Linked DNA regions of Homo sapiens: region 1 is linked to region 2. A link is a loop called in an ENCODE intact Hi-C map of the cell type or tissue named here. Cell type or tissue: ascending aorta. All regions are shown on one strand. Each heading gives the region's core, and the rest is flanking DNA. Links, peaks and the distances in the headings are about the cores only. Region 1 overlaps CFAP58 (cilia and flagella associated protein 58). Region 2 overlaps GSTO2 (glutathione S-transferase omega 2).

Evidence for each region. Peaks named below come from ENCODE experiments on the same cell type or tissue, not always from the same donor. Only the 100,000 strongest peaks of a DNase experiment are listed, where the experiment ranks them.
Region 1: it touches region 2 in a loop (3-fold over the local background); 2 of 110 quality-filtered maps call a loop at or near these places.

Annotation. Positions count from the first base shown.
Region 1 is chr10:104,441,618-104,450,092 of GRCh38, forward strand. CFAP58 (cilia and flagella associated protein 58) reads left to right here. Exons shown (of 18, transcript NM_001008723.2): 16 at 6,081-6,200; 17 at 8,454-8,475. Among named protein-coding and RNA genes, the nearest start is that of LINC02620, 34 kb to the right of the region's middle. RefSeq lists an enhancer at 3,287-4,486. In ascending aorta, for the core only: no CTCF peak of the experiment used is centred there; no DNase peak of the experiment used is centred there; H3K27ac peaks cover 421 bases.
Region 2 is chr10:104,287,188-104,295,662 of GRCh38, forward strand. The region is part of intron 5 of GSTO2 (glutathione S-transferase omega 2); the gene reads left to right. Among named protein-coding and RNA genes, the nearest start is that of GSTO2, 22 kb to the left of the region's middle. In ascending aorta, for the core only: a CTCF peak has its summit at 4,391 (motif pointing right); a DNase peak (open chromatin) is centred at 4,414; H3K4me3 peaks cover 238 bases.

The DNA.
Region 1 (8,475 bases), core at 2,035-4,534, 150 kb after region 2:
TTACATCAGAAAGCACCAGAAGCATTTTTCCTATTGTTACAAAAATGGTGAAGGTTAGTGCATGCAAATTTCTCATATGCCTCATAAAACACTTACTCATCTACATCTAAAGCCAAGAACCACTGTGTAACCGACTAGTTCCCTGCTCGTAAGGAACTCGGCTGTGTAATTCTGTTTCATCACCAAATGCCAGCATTTCCTGTCCTCTCTAGGGGGCTTTACTACTTCATGACATCATAAACAAGATAGGCCCAGAGTTCAGTTTAGCTGACATCTTCGTTATAAAACCAATAAACAAGAAAGCCCCAGGGTATTAGGCATTATTTTTTCTTTTCTGAAGCTAGATAGAAATGTAATATGTTTACAGAGTTTCTAATTTATTTTTCTGTTAATGAAAACAGGCATTTCCAGATAAATTAGGCCGTGTTCTAGAGTTGCTTTTATATACAGAGGGAAGTAATTTTGCTTAGAATTTTAAATGTAACTTTTGTCTTTTGTTAAGAATTATGGATGGTAGTGGGGGGATGGAAAAAGGACTGAAACCAAGCACAGAGGCAAAAATGTATTGCCTTTTTTTTTCAATTCTGGAAAAGAGTTATGTGTGCAATTAGGATTTCTGTGTTTAAGGAGGCTGTTTAAAAAGTCAACACATTATTTAGTTGAGGAATGTAGTTTAAGAATTATGCTTACGGCTGGGTGCAGTGGCTCATGCCTGTAATCCCAGCACTTTGGGAGGCTAAGGAGGGCAGATCACGAGGTCAGGAGTTCGAGACCAGCCTGACCAACATGGTGAAACCCCATCTCTACTGAAAATACAAAAATTAGCTGGGCGTGGTGGCATGCCTCTGTAATCCCAGCTACTCAGGAGGCTGAGGCAGGATAATCTCTTGAACCCGCGAGGTGGAGGTTGCAGTGAGCCGAGATGGTGCCATTGCACTCCAGGCTAGGTGAGAGAGTGAGACTCCATTTCAAAAAAAAAAAAAAAAAAGTTATGCTTACATTTTTATATTTATGTGTATCAGTATGTACATGCACATACAAGTAGTCTTTTCAGAGCCAATTAATTTGAATACATTTGCAAGTCTTATGAATTAAAAAAATGTTTGAAACTACTTGAACTATCAGAAAACCTCTACAAATATTGAAGAGATCAAGGCAAAGTTGTACCTCAAGTGATTTTCTGAGTTATACACAACATACATAATAAAAAAATATTGCTCGAAGTGATGGAACTCATAGGACCAGCTCAATAAAGTGAATTATGCAAGCTCTGCTAACTGGAAGATGTTATTGAATGGTTTAATTCAAGTAAAAGTTCTCAACACAAATATATCTGTACCTGTATTGATGTATGTTGGTAAAATACGATGGGCATAGTTTGCTGACCTGACCGTGTAATTGCAGTCAATGAAATTATTAAGCTTCCTCAATAGAATGAGGAGAGCACAACAGCAGGTGCGAGTTATATAGAGAGAGATTCACCATGGTTCTGGCCTTAAAGGCTCAAAATTCAGTTGGAGAGAAATAATGGGTTTATAAAGATAAAATATTGTTGGTAGTAACATGATATCTGTTGACATTTTGAGAAAGAGATTTTCTGTGTATTCTGTGAAGTAGCTTCTCTCAGAAGCAGTGGTTATTGAATAAAAAAAATCAACATTATCTTGAACCCATTGGGTAAGGCTGGAGTGAAGGCAAGATGGAATCTCTTTCCTTGGAGTTCTTGGCACTCAAGCATCTGAGTGGGTAGCTTTTGCCCTGGTAGGTGTAGATAAGCATGTGTCTTTGGTCTGGAGGAAAGCTGCCTGTTTCGCTTGAGTCAGCTTGTTCACAGAGTGAGGTGATTCTTCCCAACTCTCACCCAAGCAAATTGATGACTCCAGGGTGAGCAGAATCAATGCACTGGCATTTGCCAAATACAGATTCAGATGAAAATGGAATAAATTAGTTCCTCTCAGTCAGTTATTGCTTCGTGTATGCGAGCTGAGGAAGAAGGGGTGCTGAGGTGCATGTTGAATGTGAACTACCTTCTGTTTTCAGCTGAAGATATAAACAGACAGTGATTATAAAACTGTAGCTTGGTGGGGAAAGGAGTTCTGTGAGAAACTCAATTTCTCCCTCTGAATTGTACCTGGAGTAGCACTGACTCTTATTTGCATAGGCTGTTCAGAATATGTCTGGAATTTCCATTGTGAGGTTACAGACTGCCACCATGTAATAACAGCATTACTGGAAGCTAATACTGTAATTAATTTCTTACTACCATACTTAGCTGATATTGACAATGAGATGTGTGATTACCCAGCATAACTTGGCAGATTCTTCACAGCAAAAGAATTCATAATCACATCTGATGGCCTGTCCAACGGAGAGAACAGGATGTCTAGGAAGAGGCTATCATTTCAAGGATGGACATAGTATGGTTAGTGCTCTCAAGACATGCTTAGCCAAAGAGAAAGCTAGTATTTTGGTATTAGTAGTTGAGCTTGATTCCAGTACAGCTGTTCATAAAATAGTGAGGCATGCTACAAAGCGATATTGCTGTGCATCACCAGAAAACTCGGAATAAAAGAAATGCCAAACTGAAGATGCAATCTTTTGTTGGTGGGGAAATAATATCCTCTTTATGATATTCTTATGATGTTTCATTGACATATGGTGCTTCTAACCAAGTGACAAATTAATTGACTAAAGAGAAATGGATGTGGCTTAGTAAAGAAGGACAGGATATGTATTATAAGGCAGCTGGTTCTGCCACTGCTGGCTTATGGAGACAATATACATTGGACAGCTAATGAGTCTCTGTTGCATAAGATAGATTCTCTTTATAATAGAATTGCACGCTTTGTCTCTAAATGGGGTTATTATACACACCATTGCACAATGTTTGAAGAGCTTGGTTGGCCCTTGTAGAGGATTACGAGAGAAATAAATTGGAAGACAATGTACTGAAGACCTTCAATCCATCAAACATTTCATATTTATCTAAATTACTAGCACATTCTCCAAAAATATGAGTCTGTATGATACACAAGGCTAGAATGTTAATGCTGACCAGACTTTGCTTTATCAGACAGGTTTTCCACTGTAAGCATTGACCAAAATTCACGCACAGTGAAGCCGGGCAATACACATTCCAACAACTGCCCCCATTCCATTTGCCTCTGCTCTTCATGTATTCCACTATCTTAGTCCCTGAAGTTTCATTTGTTATTTCTTCTACCCACCATGAACACACAGGGCTCACTTGCCCTGGGTTATTTAATTCTCAGAACTTTTTGACTTTGACTACCCAGACAGCTTTAGTGGTAATTCAGTTTCTTCACTTTTCTCCATACTTGTGGGCCCTCACAGTTCAGTTGCTCAGCTATTCTTTATAATAAATCCATTTCAATTAAGGTTAAAGCCTAGAAAGAAATACTAGGCTGGATGTGGTGGCTCAGGCCTGTAATCACAGCACTTTGGGAGGCTGAGGTGAGTGGATAAAATGAGCCCAGGAGTTGGAGACCAGCCTGGGCAACATAGCGAGACCCCGCCTCTACAGAAAGTACAAAAATTAGCCAAGCATGGTGGTGCATGCCTATAGTCCCAGCTACTTGGGAGGCTGAGGTGAGAAGATTGCTTGAGTCCAGGAGGTTGAGGCTGCAGTGAGATATGATTGTGCCACTGTACTCCAGCCTGCGTGACAGAGTGAGACCCGGTCTCAAAAAAAAAAAAAACAACAACAACAACAAAAAACAAACCAAAAGAACAAAAAGGAAAGAAACAAAATATTGGAAGTGACGAAGAAGACAGGATAAATGACAACATCATTCACTCTGTGTCAGAACACTGTACTTTCTATTAGAGGACATGGCAGGGCTTATTCAGATGGTGTAGATGGGGAGATGGAGGAGGTGAGTCATGCTCTTACCATCATTACTCTCTAATGTGGCTTTGAACCTGATTCCACTTTCTGGCTTGATTCTTCTATCCATGATATCATGTAGATGGAATTTTGTAGCTCAATTTTGCCCAAATATTTTCAGGGTGATACCATGTCTTTGAGCCCCAGGGGAAGTTTTGCACAGGAAAGGTGATTCTTGGGGTATATCATCACTAGGTTTTTGACTTGCCAATGGACTGTGGAGGCACCATTAATTCCTGCTGATGCTGAGATCCTCACCTATGTGGTGAGGTGACAATATTTTGTTTCTTTCAAACTTTCTTCTCTGTGTCTTTCTCCTCTCAACCTACCAAGAGTAATTGAAGAGAATTACACCTGTGAAACATTTCAAGATGCTTGGAGTAAGATGGTCTTTTCAGTTTAAGACATTATTATATTCCAAACCAGATTGCTTTCTCTCTGTCATTGTGAGGTTCTTTCCTTTGCAAGTCTATCTGTACTCTGGTATAGAGAAAGGTGAGCTGAAAGAAATGGACAAAACTGTTTCATGGACTTCTCCACATATTTATTACCCTCTCCAAATTGAATCTTGAAGCCTTGTCAGAAGTGTTATTTTCCCAACAGAGTAGGTGTTAAGTGTCTCTAGAAAATAAACTCACCTCCTGATATCTTTCTCAAGATTATATTGTAAGGTGTGACAGGAGGTGTTGTACAGCAAGGGAAGATCATCACTTTGTAATTTGATTTGTTCAAGTTCTCTTCTTTGGCACGGGCTTTTGGATTTCCTTGTCATTTCTGGAATTATTTCTTAAATGGTGAGTATTTTTTTCATATGTGTTTTTCCCAGAGCTTATTCCATCCAAATACTTTTTAAGTTGCATACACTCTTCTATAAATAGAGCTATGTTTTTGTAATGGAGTTTCAATAATTTGGCCAGGGAAAAGGAAAAACTGAAACAAATGGTAACAATGACTAGTTAATGATTTTTCTTTCACCTGATTTTTTATGACTTTTATATTTTCTGCTAAAAGCAGATTATTTGATAACAATACTAAGAATACTTAGCTGTAGGTAAAAATTAATATCCATTTGACTGAATGTTTCATTTAATGACAGGGCTTGTGCTTACCACAATTATCTTAAGGAAATAAATGTGTACAGAGACTGATGAGTAGACACACTAGACTTTATCAATGTTTATTCAAATTATTGCAGTTTAGTGATTTGGAAATCTAGAATTGAGATGCTTTAGAAATAAATCTTTGCTTATATGTAATTTCTTTAGTTCAAGGGTCGGAAAACACTTTACAAGCAATTAAACTCTAGGATTCAAATGAGGATTTCATATTGTTTATTGTTTAAATAAAGTTACAGAATTATCATTTGCTTAGGGTTTCTAGAAAATCCTTTCTTTTAGGTCTACAAATATGCATACCCAAGTTTCCTTGGATATTTACCTCTTCCCTCAAGACATTTTCAGATTTCTTTTCTTCCCATGCCATCATATTTCTTTTCTTTTTTTTTTCAGATGGGGCCTGGAGTGCAGTGGTGCACAGCTCATTGCTCCCTCGATCTCCTGGGCTCAAATGATCTTCTCACCTCAGCCTCCTAAGTAGCTGGGACTACAGGCATGCACCAAAATGTCTGGCTAATTTTTGTATTTTTCTTTTTTTCCTCTCTCTTTTTTTTTTTAAATAGAACCGGGGTCTCACTATGTTGCCCATGTTCATCTTGAACTCCTGGCCTCAAGCGACCCTCCTGCCTCAGCCTCCCAATGTGCTGGAATCACAGGCACGAGCTACTGCACCAGGCTATTATATTTCTTGAAAAACTCTCTTTTTTACTTCCTCCTGCAACCAACTCCTCCAACCAGAGTCAGTCACTCCCTCCTTTTCTTGGCAAGATCTTGTATCCTGCCCTTGTCTCCCAGTCCTTGTGATCTTATGTTCAGGTAGAGAGGAACTTTCTCTTACTCATTGTCTTATTACTTGTATCCAAATGTTGGGGACATTCCCAGCCCTTCATAAGGATTGTTTCAATGCATGACTGAATGAATCTGTGAGTGAATGTGATCACTGTGGAGCTGTGAAGTAGCTTGGGCCACTCCCAAATTGTGCTGGCCATGCAGTGAAAGGCATTTTCCCTGTTTTGACGGGGCTGTTTATCTCTGCTCCTGGTTCTGCTCTCCACTAGGAAAAGGAGAAACTCTACATGGAACTAAAGCACGTCTTGGCCCGCCAGCCTGGACCTGAGGCTGCGGAACAGCTGAAGCTGTACCGACGCACGCTGCATGACAAGAAGCAGCAGCTGAAAGTAAGTGGTAGCCCCTGTTCCTTCCGGGTTCCAGGGCAGCCACACTCTGGGGAGCACACCTGGACAAGTCCACTGACTCCACACAATGAGCCAGTCTCTCAATGCCACGATCCTCTGAGGTCAGCTCCCTTAGAGCTCTAGTCTAGGATGAGCCAGCAGACCTCAGAGCTATCCTTCTCTTCCTGGACTATTAGACAGCACCATTCTCCATTTCCAGAAAGAGGCAGGTGAGCAAGGGAGGAAAAGATGATGACAACAGAATGGAGATGTGCGGACAGGGTTTGGATGAATGATCTTGAGATGATTTATTAGAGTACTTGAAGGGCAGGGAGGAGCAAAGGAAATATTTTAACACCATTGACCAACTGAAGCAGACTGCCGTGCCACAGTGGGTCCCTGGTATTCCATCCCATCTGAAATAAACATACACAGAAGAAGTCCAGCCACTGCCCAGCCCTGAGGGCCTTGCTTCCTGACCAGCTGTCAAATATGTAACCATGAAAGGGAAATAAAATCAGGCAAGATTTTTTGATAGTGTGATTCCCTTCTAAGTCACATAAGACCCTCAGTTGCAGAGATATGGAGTGTTTTACTTTTCTATGTGCCTTTTGAAAGTTTTCTCAAAAGTTGTGCATGTTCACACTATATTTTGAGCTTCACCTTCTAAGCAAGTACTTAGCTATTCTTGGCATATCAGGGAAGTTTTACACACACAGCCACAGGATGAAGCATGTGCCAGTTGAATTCTGGCACTTCCTGCCCAATGAGGGTAATAATCGTTGACTTTCTGCCTGGGGTAAAATATATGCCACCCTACTAGTATAGCCCTAACCCCTTCAAAAATAGGACATTGTAAAACTGCATCCTTTTATTTTAAAAGGGCAAATGAAACAAGTCTAATTAGAGCATTAATTTTCAATTTGTCACTCTGAATGTTCATTTCACTTGAGTATCTTGAGACATAATTTGAATTTTGCATAGGACGTAATCTTTTGATTATTTTGTTCCTTTAAACAATTGAATATTTTGAACAAAACAAATTATTTTCTTGTTTTCTCAGAGGTAGATATAGATTAGAAAAGCACAGAGCTGTCTTATTCACACAGAGCTCCGGGTTGCCTTCAAAGGCTCACAGGAGCCTTTTGTGAATTTAACCCTTTATCTCAGGAAATCCAGATTTTTTGCTCAAATGAAATGTGACCCCTCATGAAGAGGTTTAGAGGTGGGTGGTACTGAGCATGTCTGCCAGTTTGTCCTTGATACTTACCTACTCTTATAGGAAATTCCACATTCATTGTTTAGAAGGAGGGTCTTTGTTTCTAAAAGTTTAACTACTGAGACAGGTTTTTTTTTTTTTTTTCCAGCATGAAAATTACGTTCTTTAGCCCATGATAACCTAATCAAAATCATTTTCACAGCAGTGAAGAAGAAAGAGTTCAGAAGCAGATGAACACTAAGAAGGCTAAGATCTCCCTTTTATGCAAATATTTAAAACAACAAGCAAGAGGAAAAATAAATCCAGCCTATTGCATGCCTGTTAGAACAATACCCTTCCTTTTCTCTTTTTGGTTTTGGTGGGGAGCACACCCCAGCTTTGGCATGCGCTATGTCCTATGCAGATGAGTGAATTCCCACTCTTCTTGTCCAGCCCAAGCCCAGCAGCAGCTACCGAACACAGCAATGGAAGGAAGCAGATAGTCAGGCTTTGAAGAGTCCCGAAGAACACAGTAAAGAGGGGATAGGCATTCAGCAGCATCACAACCCTGGAAAACACATAAATTGAATGCTTAGTTAGCAGTGATGGCAGGATGACTTCAGAATAATTTTTTTCATAATCCTCAGATGAATCACACACTCTGGTGATGTTTTTCTTGAATATTTTCTTTTTTTTTAAGGCTTTAAAAGCAATTTTAGACTGTGTGTCTGGGAGTTTTCTGTCTCTATTCATGATATTCCTTGAAGCACATTAGACCATTCATCTGTGAGCCTGTTCGAATGTTGTCTAATAGTTCTTGTTTTAAGTGGGGGAATGATATTTTGTTTAAAGTTGCAACCTAGTGATGCATCTTCAGCCCTCAGCCAGGTTTCTACTCAGATGTGGACCCTGAGCTGGTGGAAGCATGCAGATTAATTGTGAAACTTGGGCATTGTTTTGCACCTCTAGCTCCACTGCGGTAAATGGTAGCAGATTAAAAGATTTCTCAGAAAAGGATATTGTATCTTTTGTTAATGCTGCTTTATTTGCCATGTTAGGTTTTGTCTTCAGAATTGAATA
Region 2 (8,475 bases), core at 3,254-5,753:
GACTACAGGCATGTGCCACCATGCCTAGCTAGTTTTCTTTTTAACTTTTGTAGAGACAGGGTCTCCCTCTGTTGCCCAGGCTGGTGTCGAACTCCTGGGCTCAAGTGACCCACTTGTCTTTGCCTTCCAAAATGTTGGCATTACAGGTGTGAGCCACCACACCTGGCCAATTTTTATAAACTCTGTAAATGCTTATTTACATATATAAGAGTGTTCCTTAGAGCAGCAGCATTATTTGTGATGATGACAAATTAGGAAACAATATTCATTAGATGGTGAGTGGTTAAGTAAATCATGTCTGTCTTGTGGAATTCTGTGGAACGGCTGAAAATGAATGAGGTAAATCTATGTGTACTGACATTAAAAGATTGCCTAGAAATATTAAATGAATCACACAGTAATACAGGTGGTATGATCCCATTTTAGCAGAAGAAAACAAAACTGAACCATGCAGGTGTGCACATACATGTAAATAAGTGGCTAGAAAAGTATCTAGAGAGAAACACATCCACCTCCTAGTAATGTCTCACACTGGGAAGGGGGCTGATTAGAATTAGGGTGGGTAAGAAAAGTGGTTAAGGGCAGGGACCGGGAGGGAAGATTTTGTCTTTTACATTATTTTCTGTGTTTGATTTTTTTTTTAATGATGGGAATGTATTTCTGTATTAAATATGTAAGTTTTAAAAGTAGAAAAAAACACTTTTTTTTTTTTTTTTTTGGGACGGAGTCTCGCTCTGTCGCCCAGGCTGGAGTGTAGTGGTGCTATCTCGGCTCACTGCGAGCTCCACCTCCCAGGTTCATGCCATTCTCCTGCCTCAGCCTCCCAAGTAGCTGGGACTACAGGCACCCGCCACCACGCCCGGCTAATTTCTTTTTGTATTTTTAGTAGAGATGGGGTTTCACTGTGTTAGCCAGGATGGTCTCCATCTCCTGACCTTGTGATCCATCTGCCTCGGCCTCCCAAAGTGCTGGGATTACAGGCGTGAGCCACCTCACCCGGCCGAAAACACTTTTAATGTCTGCATACTTTGCCATGTTTATAAACCATAAAGTTATTTATCCAGCACACTAATTAGGAGTGTTTAGATGGTTTTCAGTCCTTTACTGTTTTGAATGGTGCTGCAGGGAACATCAGCTTCTTTGCATAAAAAGCATTTTCTCTATTTTAGAATATGTTCTTAAGCTGGACTCTCAGGAATGGAATTACCAGATCAAAGGGTATAATGAGCACATTGGAGGCTTGGACTGTATTTCACTAAATTGCTTCCCAAAAGACTTGTGTTGTTTGCCCCTCACCAGCAGTATGTGAAAATGCTCTTTGCCCTATATCCTTTTCACTGGTGGGAGACTTCATTCAAAAAGATATTTGTTTGTTGAATAATATTTGCTGTGGAGATACACTGTAGTTCCTCATTGTTGACTTAATGCATATTTCTTTGATGGCCAGGGAAGTGGAAGGTTTTCCCGGAAGTATGTCATCCCTTGCTCCTGGTCTTGCAAAATTTGTCTGTTCAGTTCAGGGGCTTTGCCTATCTGGCCATCAGAGTCTTACTAATTTTCTTTGTTGATTTGTAAAAGTTCCTTTTAAAGCGTTCCTTGTATAGAAAAGATATTTGACTGGTTTTAAAACACATTTTTGTTTTCTTTTGACTTTTAATTTGGCTTATATATTTTTGCATATGGAAGTACAGCATTTGAAAGTATTGTGCTATAAGGCTTTCCTTATATGTGCTATGATTTCCTCCACTGTTTTATGTGTAGGAAGTCCTCTCCCCACTTCAGAGACTTGATAAATATTCATTTATATTTTCATCTACCACCAATCACTTTACAGACATTTGACTGGTCAAGCATTACCCTCCTAGCTTTTCCCCCCACACTATCTTACAAATATATTGTGATTTGTTTTAGTTTTTGTTTTTTGTTTTTGAGACAGGGTCTCACTCTGTCACTCAGGCTGGAGTGCAGTGGCATGATCATGGCTCACTGCAGCCTCGACCTCTCAGGCTCAGGTGATCTTCCTACCTTAGCCTCCTGAGTGTCTAGGACTACAGGCACCACTATGCCTGGCTAATTTTGTGTATTTTTTGTAGAGATGGGATTTTGCCATGTTGCCCAGACTGGTCTCGAACTTCTGGGCTGAAGCGATCCTTCCACCTTGGTCTCCCAAAGTACTAGGATAAAAGGTGTGAGCCACCACACCCAGCCCTACAAATATATTTTGAAGATACGAATTAAGCTCATTAAAAGGATGCCAGCATAGAATTTTCAGAGTGGTCCTTTAATCCCCAAATTTTGACAGTTGTATTCTGCACCTTCATGGAGAATCTAGGTCATAACTGATGGGCAGCAGGAGGGGCATGTTCTGCTGCAGGTCCTCCCTCTAAGGCTCCTTCCCAGAGGAGAAAATGGTCTTAAATATGCCCTAGGTTTGTTCCACACCCTAGGTTTGTTTTACAGGGAACTGGGTCATCACATGGTTAGCTCAGCCTCAGCTATATCATTTTAGCAGGGATCTGAGATTTGAAATCTTAAGAACCTCCATTTATCTTTTATGAGCTCAAAACATTTCTGCCCTCCAAAAGACTTGAATAGACATTTCTCAAAAGAAGACACACAAATGGCAAACAGACATATGAAAAGGTGCTCAGCATCATTGATCATCAGAGAAAGGCAAATCAAAACTACAATGAGATATCATCTCACCCCAGTTAAAATGGCTTACATCCAAAAGACAGGCAATAACGAATACTGGTGAGGATGTGGAGAAAAGGGAACCCTCGTTCACTGGGGCGGGAATGTTAATTAGTATAACCATTGTGGAGAACAGTTTGGAGGTTCCTCAAAACACTAAAAATTGAGCTACCATATGATCCAGCAATCCCACTGCTGGGTACACACCCAAAAGAAAGGAAATCAGTATATCAAAGAGATACCTGGACCCTTATGTTTGTTGCAGCACTGTTTACAATAGCTAAGATTTGAAAGCAACCTAAGTGTGCACGAATAAGGAATGGATAAAGAAAATGTGATACAGGCCGGGTGTGGTGGCTCACTCCTGTAATCCCAGTACTTTGGGAGGCCAAGGCTAGCGGATCACTTAAGGTCAGGAGTTCGAGACCAGCCTGGCCAACATGGTGAAACCCTGTCTCTACTGAAAATACAAAAATTAGCTGGCATGGTAGTGCATGCCTGGAATCCCAGCTACTCAGGAGGCTGAGGCAGGAGAATTGCTTGAATCTGGGAGGCAGAGGTTGCAGTGAGCTGAGATCACACCACTGCACTCCAACTTGGGTGACAGAGTCACACTCTGTCTCAAAAAAAAAAAAGAAAAAAGAAAATATAGTACATATACACAATGGAGTACTATTTGGCCATGAAAAGAATGAGATCCTGTCATTTGCAGCAACATGGATGGAACTGGAGATCATGTTAAGTGAAACAAGCCAGGCACAGAAAGACAAACATCACATGTTCTCACTTATTTGTGGAATCTAAAAATCAAAACAATTGAACTCATGAACACAGAGAGTAGAAGGATAGTTTGCAGAGGCTAGGAAGGGTAGTGTGAGCTGGCAGGGAGGTGGGGATGGTTAATGGGTACAAAAAACAGAAAGAATGAATAAGACCTACTATCTGATAGCACCACATGGTGACTATAGTAAATAATAACTTAATTGCACATTTAAAAATAACTTAAACAGTGTAATTGGGTTGTTTGTAATTGAAAGGATAAATGCTTGGGGGAGTGGATACCCCATTCTCCATGATGTGCTTATTGCATACTGCATGCCTGGACCAAAATATGTACCCCATAAATATATACACCTACTATGTGCCCACGAAAAATAAAATTAATAAAAGATTTCTGCCCTGGAGTTGAGTACTTTTCCACTGCTTCTGGAAAAGGGCCAGTATTGCTGATGTACTGGCATGTTGCTTTGTGTCTTTTTAGGGGCCACAGAGGGTGGAGGATGGCTTCTGCTTTTTTGGGGGGCAGAGAGTAGGGGATGACCTCTGCATTTTCAGAACGATTTTCATGAGGAAAAACTTTCTTCCTCCTCCAGCAAGTACAGCAGCCCCCACTGGGAGCCACCACACTGTTTCGAGATTGGGGGCTTGGGATTTCTTGGCAATGGTGTAGAGGATGGTGAAGGTGAGCTGGCCTCTTCAAGGTTTGAAGCTCAATTATTGAGGCTGAACCAAAGAGTTGAAGACTGGAGCTCTCTCGAATGCCTGGTTTGGAGATGTCTGGGATTCGCTTCTCCTAATGATCTTGCTTCTCTCGCGAAAACTGCAGATTTCTTCATCCTCCGGTTGAACGTTCTTGGGGAGCCGCGGCCGACGCGCCTCGCACTGATGGCCACCAGGGGGAGCCCCGCGCGCTTCCTCCTTCCCCTTGTGTTCCAGGGCGCACTTCAAAACGCTGACGTTCTCCTTCGTCCCTCTGGGGGCGCCCGAGGGGCCCTCGCAGAAGATGAGGTGCCTTTCCAGCCAGGCTTCTCGCGTGCAGGGCTTGGGAACAGTGCATCCCCATCCTACCAAGCAGTCCCTTCCTCTTCATTTGCATCGCGTCCGTAGTCTTATTTTTCAGTGAACTGGAGAACAGAAAATTTTAAAATAGATTTTTCTAATATTCCAGAAGGTCAAACACCTTTCTGCAAAGTATCTAGCATACTAAAGGGGAAGTAATTTTACATGTCTGGAAGGTACCATGTTTGCATTAGAAAGGAGCTCTTCTATTGTACTAAAGTCTCCAACAAACCTCTTGAACTCTTAAGCCTGAATTGAAAATGTGTCAATGTTTTCAGAAAATCTGAGGCCTAGAAGCTAGAGCCTCAGTTCCCTCCCCTGCCATTTGTAGAAGCCTTATAGGGGATATCTGGGGTTTTTGAAGAAAAACACTTTCTAAGTAGGCTATTTTGCTTTGCTTGTTCATACAAAAGACAGGGGTTCTGAAAGTGAGGGATGCCATTGTGAGGGAAGCTATTCAACATTAAGAATGGCCAATATCTTTTTTTTTTTTTTTTGTCTTTTGAGAGGGGGTCTTGCTGTGTTTGTTGCCCAGGCTGGAGGGCAGTGATGTGATCATAGCTCACTACAGCCTCGAACTCCTGGGCACCACTACACCCAGCTAACTTTTTTTATTTTTTGTAGACACGGTCTCACTATGTGCTCTAGGCTGGTCTCGAACTCCTGGCCTCAAGAGATCCTTCCACTTTGACCTTCCAAAGCACTGGGATTACAGGCGTAAGGCACAGTGTCTGACCACCAATATCTTTTTTTTTTTTTTGAGACAGGATCTCACTCTGTCACCTAGGCTGGAGTGCAGTGGCGTGATCACTGCTCACTTCAGCCTCTACCTCCCAGGCTCAGGTGGTCCTCCCACCTCAGCCTCCCAAGTAGCTGGGACTGCAGGCACAGACCACAATGCCCAGTTAGTTTTTTTGTAGAGACAGGGTTTTGCTATGTTGCCCACGCTAGTCTCGAACTCCTGGGCTCAAGCAGTCTGTCCACCTCAGCCTCCCAAAGTGCTGGGATTACAGGCATGAGCCACCATGCCTGGCTGTATCTTTATATGTGATATATAATCAGGTGGAAGAACTCAACATAGAATTCTTTAAAAGGATGGATTGGATATTAACATAACTACTGCTAAGTGGATCTAGATCTAACACCCATTTTTCATTCCATTTCTGATGATAAAACACTTAAGAAAGACAAGACATTGGATGTTAAGTCTGTCAGTTTATTTTGCCTCTGCCTCTATCCTAAAATTTTTTCAGAGGGGTAAATGCAAGGGACTTGTTTTAAATTGAGTACAAGAAAGAACTATTTTAGTAAAGTTGCCTGAAGATCTGCTCATCAGTGGAATAAAACAGGAAGGACAGAATTCTGATAAGCTCTTTCATAATGACTATGTTGGAATGTCTCATCCCTCTGTCAGTTGCTTTGGCTTGAGCTTCTGATTCAGAGAGCATGAAAAGGTGAGACTAAGGAGGAAATTCTTTTCACAGAGAAGCTCAGAGCCGAACCAATCCTTGGCTGTAGAGAAGGAGGAGCTTTCAGAGTTTGCTGGTTCCAAGCTTTTTTCTGTTACTTAAATTTAAAGCTGGAACAGAAGGTCAAGAAACAGGAAGGAAAACCGTATCAAGATATCAAGTCATGGTATTCTTTTTCATTCTTACAGAAAAGAATTCACAAGAGACTTGAGGAAGCTTTTTTATTTTTATTTTGTTCTGTTTATTTATTTATTTTAAGATGGGGTCTCACCCTGTTGCCCAGGTTGGTCTCAAACTTCTGGGCTCAAGTGATCTGCCCACTTCGGCCTCCCAAATTGCTGTGATTACAGGCATGAGCCACTGCGCCTGGCCAATTTTTTTTTTTTTTTTTTTTTTGCGACAAGGTCTTTCTCTAGAGTGCAGTGGCATGTTCACAGCTTAGTGCAGCCTTGACCTCCCAGCCTCAAGTGATCCTTCCACCTCAGCCTCCTTAGTAGCTAGGACTACAGGCATCACTAGGACTACAGGTGCCACCACCACGTCCAGCTAATTTTCGTATTGTTTGTAGAGACGGGGTTTCACCGTGTTTCTCAGGCTGGTCTCAAACTCCTTGGCTCAAGCAATTTAAGGAAGCTTTTCATTAGAGTCTAAAAATACATATTTGAATTGAATGACACAGGGTTGACACTAGTCAGAGAATTAGGAAAATGTGATATGCGTGTTAGTTCCAGTGCAAACCGGAGAGCCCGTTAACCTCCCTGGGACTGGGTTTCCTCCTCTGCACAGCAAGGCTCCCCTGTCCTTCCCCATGGGAGACAAGAATCACATCACCAGCATGTTTTCCTCTCCCCTTTGGCTGCCAGGAAACTCAAGAGTCAAATTCAAGGCTTTATTGAAGGAACTCTGCAGGACCCAGGACGTGATATCTTGATACTGTTTTCCTTCCTGGTTTTTGACCTTCTGTTCCAACTTGCGTTTTCCCTGATTATAGCATTTTATTATTTTTCATATTTAGTATGTAGTGCACATTTTTACACTACACTTCTAATCCTTTGTGTAATGATCATGGTAGAAATAAATGGTGAAATGAGGAGGTCCCACTTAGATGAGTTTCAGGGGTCCTTCCAGTCCCAATTTTCCAGGATTCTTAAGGGGAAAAAGTAATTTTACATGTCTGGAAGGTTCCAGGTTTGCACAGAAGGGAACTCTCCTATCGAGAGTCCTGAGGACTTCAGCAGACCTCCAGGGAGGCCTGTCCAGGATGTTCTCCTACGTCTGTAAAGGAGTGAGCACTTTGTGCTAGTTTAGGGAAAGACAGCTTTTCTGTTGGGATTTTAGACTTACCCTGCTTGAAATTGGTGGAAAAATACCTGTCTGGGATGGGGCTCAATAATCTGCAGCTGTATTAGGAAATGCAAGTAGTTTTGATGTGGGTGGTTTCAAGACATATTTGGAAAATGTGAGGGAAATGTGTATGTGCATTTGCTGAGCGGGGGACTGGTGAAGGATCACCGATCCATTTATTCCTAATGCTCATCTCAGCTTTTTATTGTGCCGAGTACCTTGATAAGGCTTGGGTTATTTTATGAGCGTTTATATATAAATTGATAGTGTCCATCAGATCATGTATATTTAGAGGCATGCTCCTACTTTGAGTAAATGGAAAGCTTTAGAGATATACACTAAATAAACATCAGTTACTAATTAAAAATTCCCTCCTCACTTTACCAAAGGACCCACCATGGGTTCCATTAAATGTCTATTTATGGTTTGTTTTGACAAAGACTTTTCCAAGAACACCTCTGTTCTGTAAAGCAGAAGAGCTGTGTAGATGTTCCAGAGTCGCTTGGTGTAAATTTGGTTCTGATTTGTGCCGTGAAGCCCAATAACAAACTGGAGGCACACATTTCAAAGCCAGTGGTAAGAGTTTGAGTAGTGATCATCTATTCCTGAACATAAAGTCTGGAGCCTTCTGGAATCCATAAAAATGGAATGATTTGTTCCTTTCCCCTCTAACCAAATTTTATTCATACCTGGCTATAAATAGCTTCTGTTTTGAGTTTTCACTGGTCAGACCCTGCTGTTTTAGTGCCATCCTGTTAGCTTCCTTGAACAAGGTAATGCCACCTAACATGTTTTTTCAGACTTCCAGGACAATGATCAGGGGGACTTCTCTATGCCACACTGGGAGGTGTGAAGGTGTAGGCTTTAGGGCAACCCCTCTGAGAAGGGGTGGCAGGTGGAGGAGCCCATTGATCCTTTCTATCAGGGATGGATTTGCTTTCTGTGGGTGTCACCTTCAGGGGCCTGTGTTCCCACTCATCACAGGAGCTCATATTTACTCAGTGGGGCCAGAGTGTTCTTCATACATGGTGATTTTACTCCTCACCATAACCTCCGTGGTGCGTGCTAACATGACCACCATTTTGCAGATGAGAACATGGAGGCTTGCAGGGGAGGTAAGTTGCCCCAG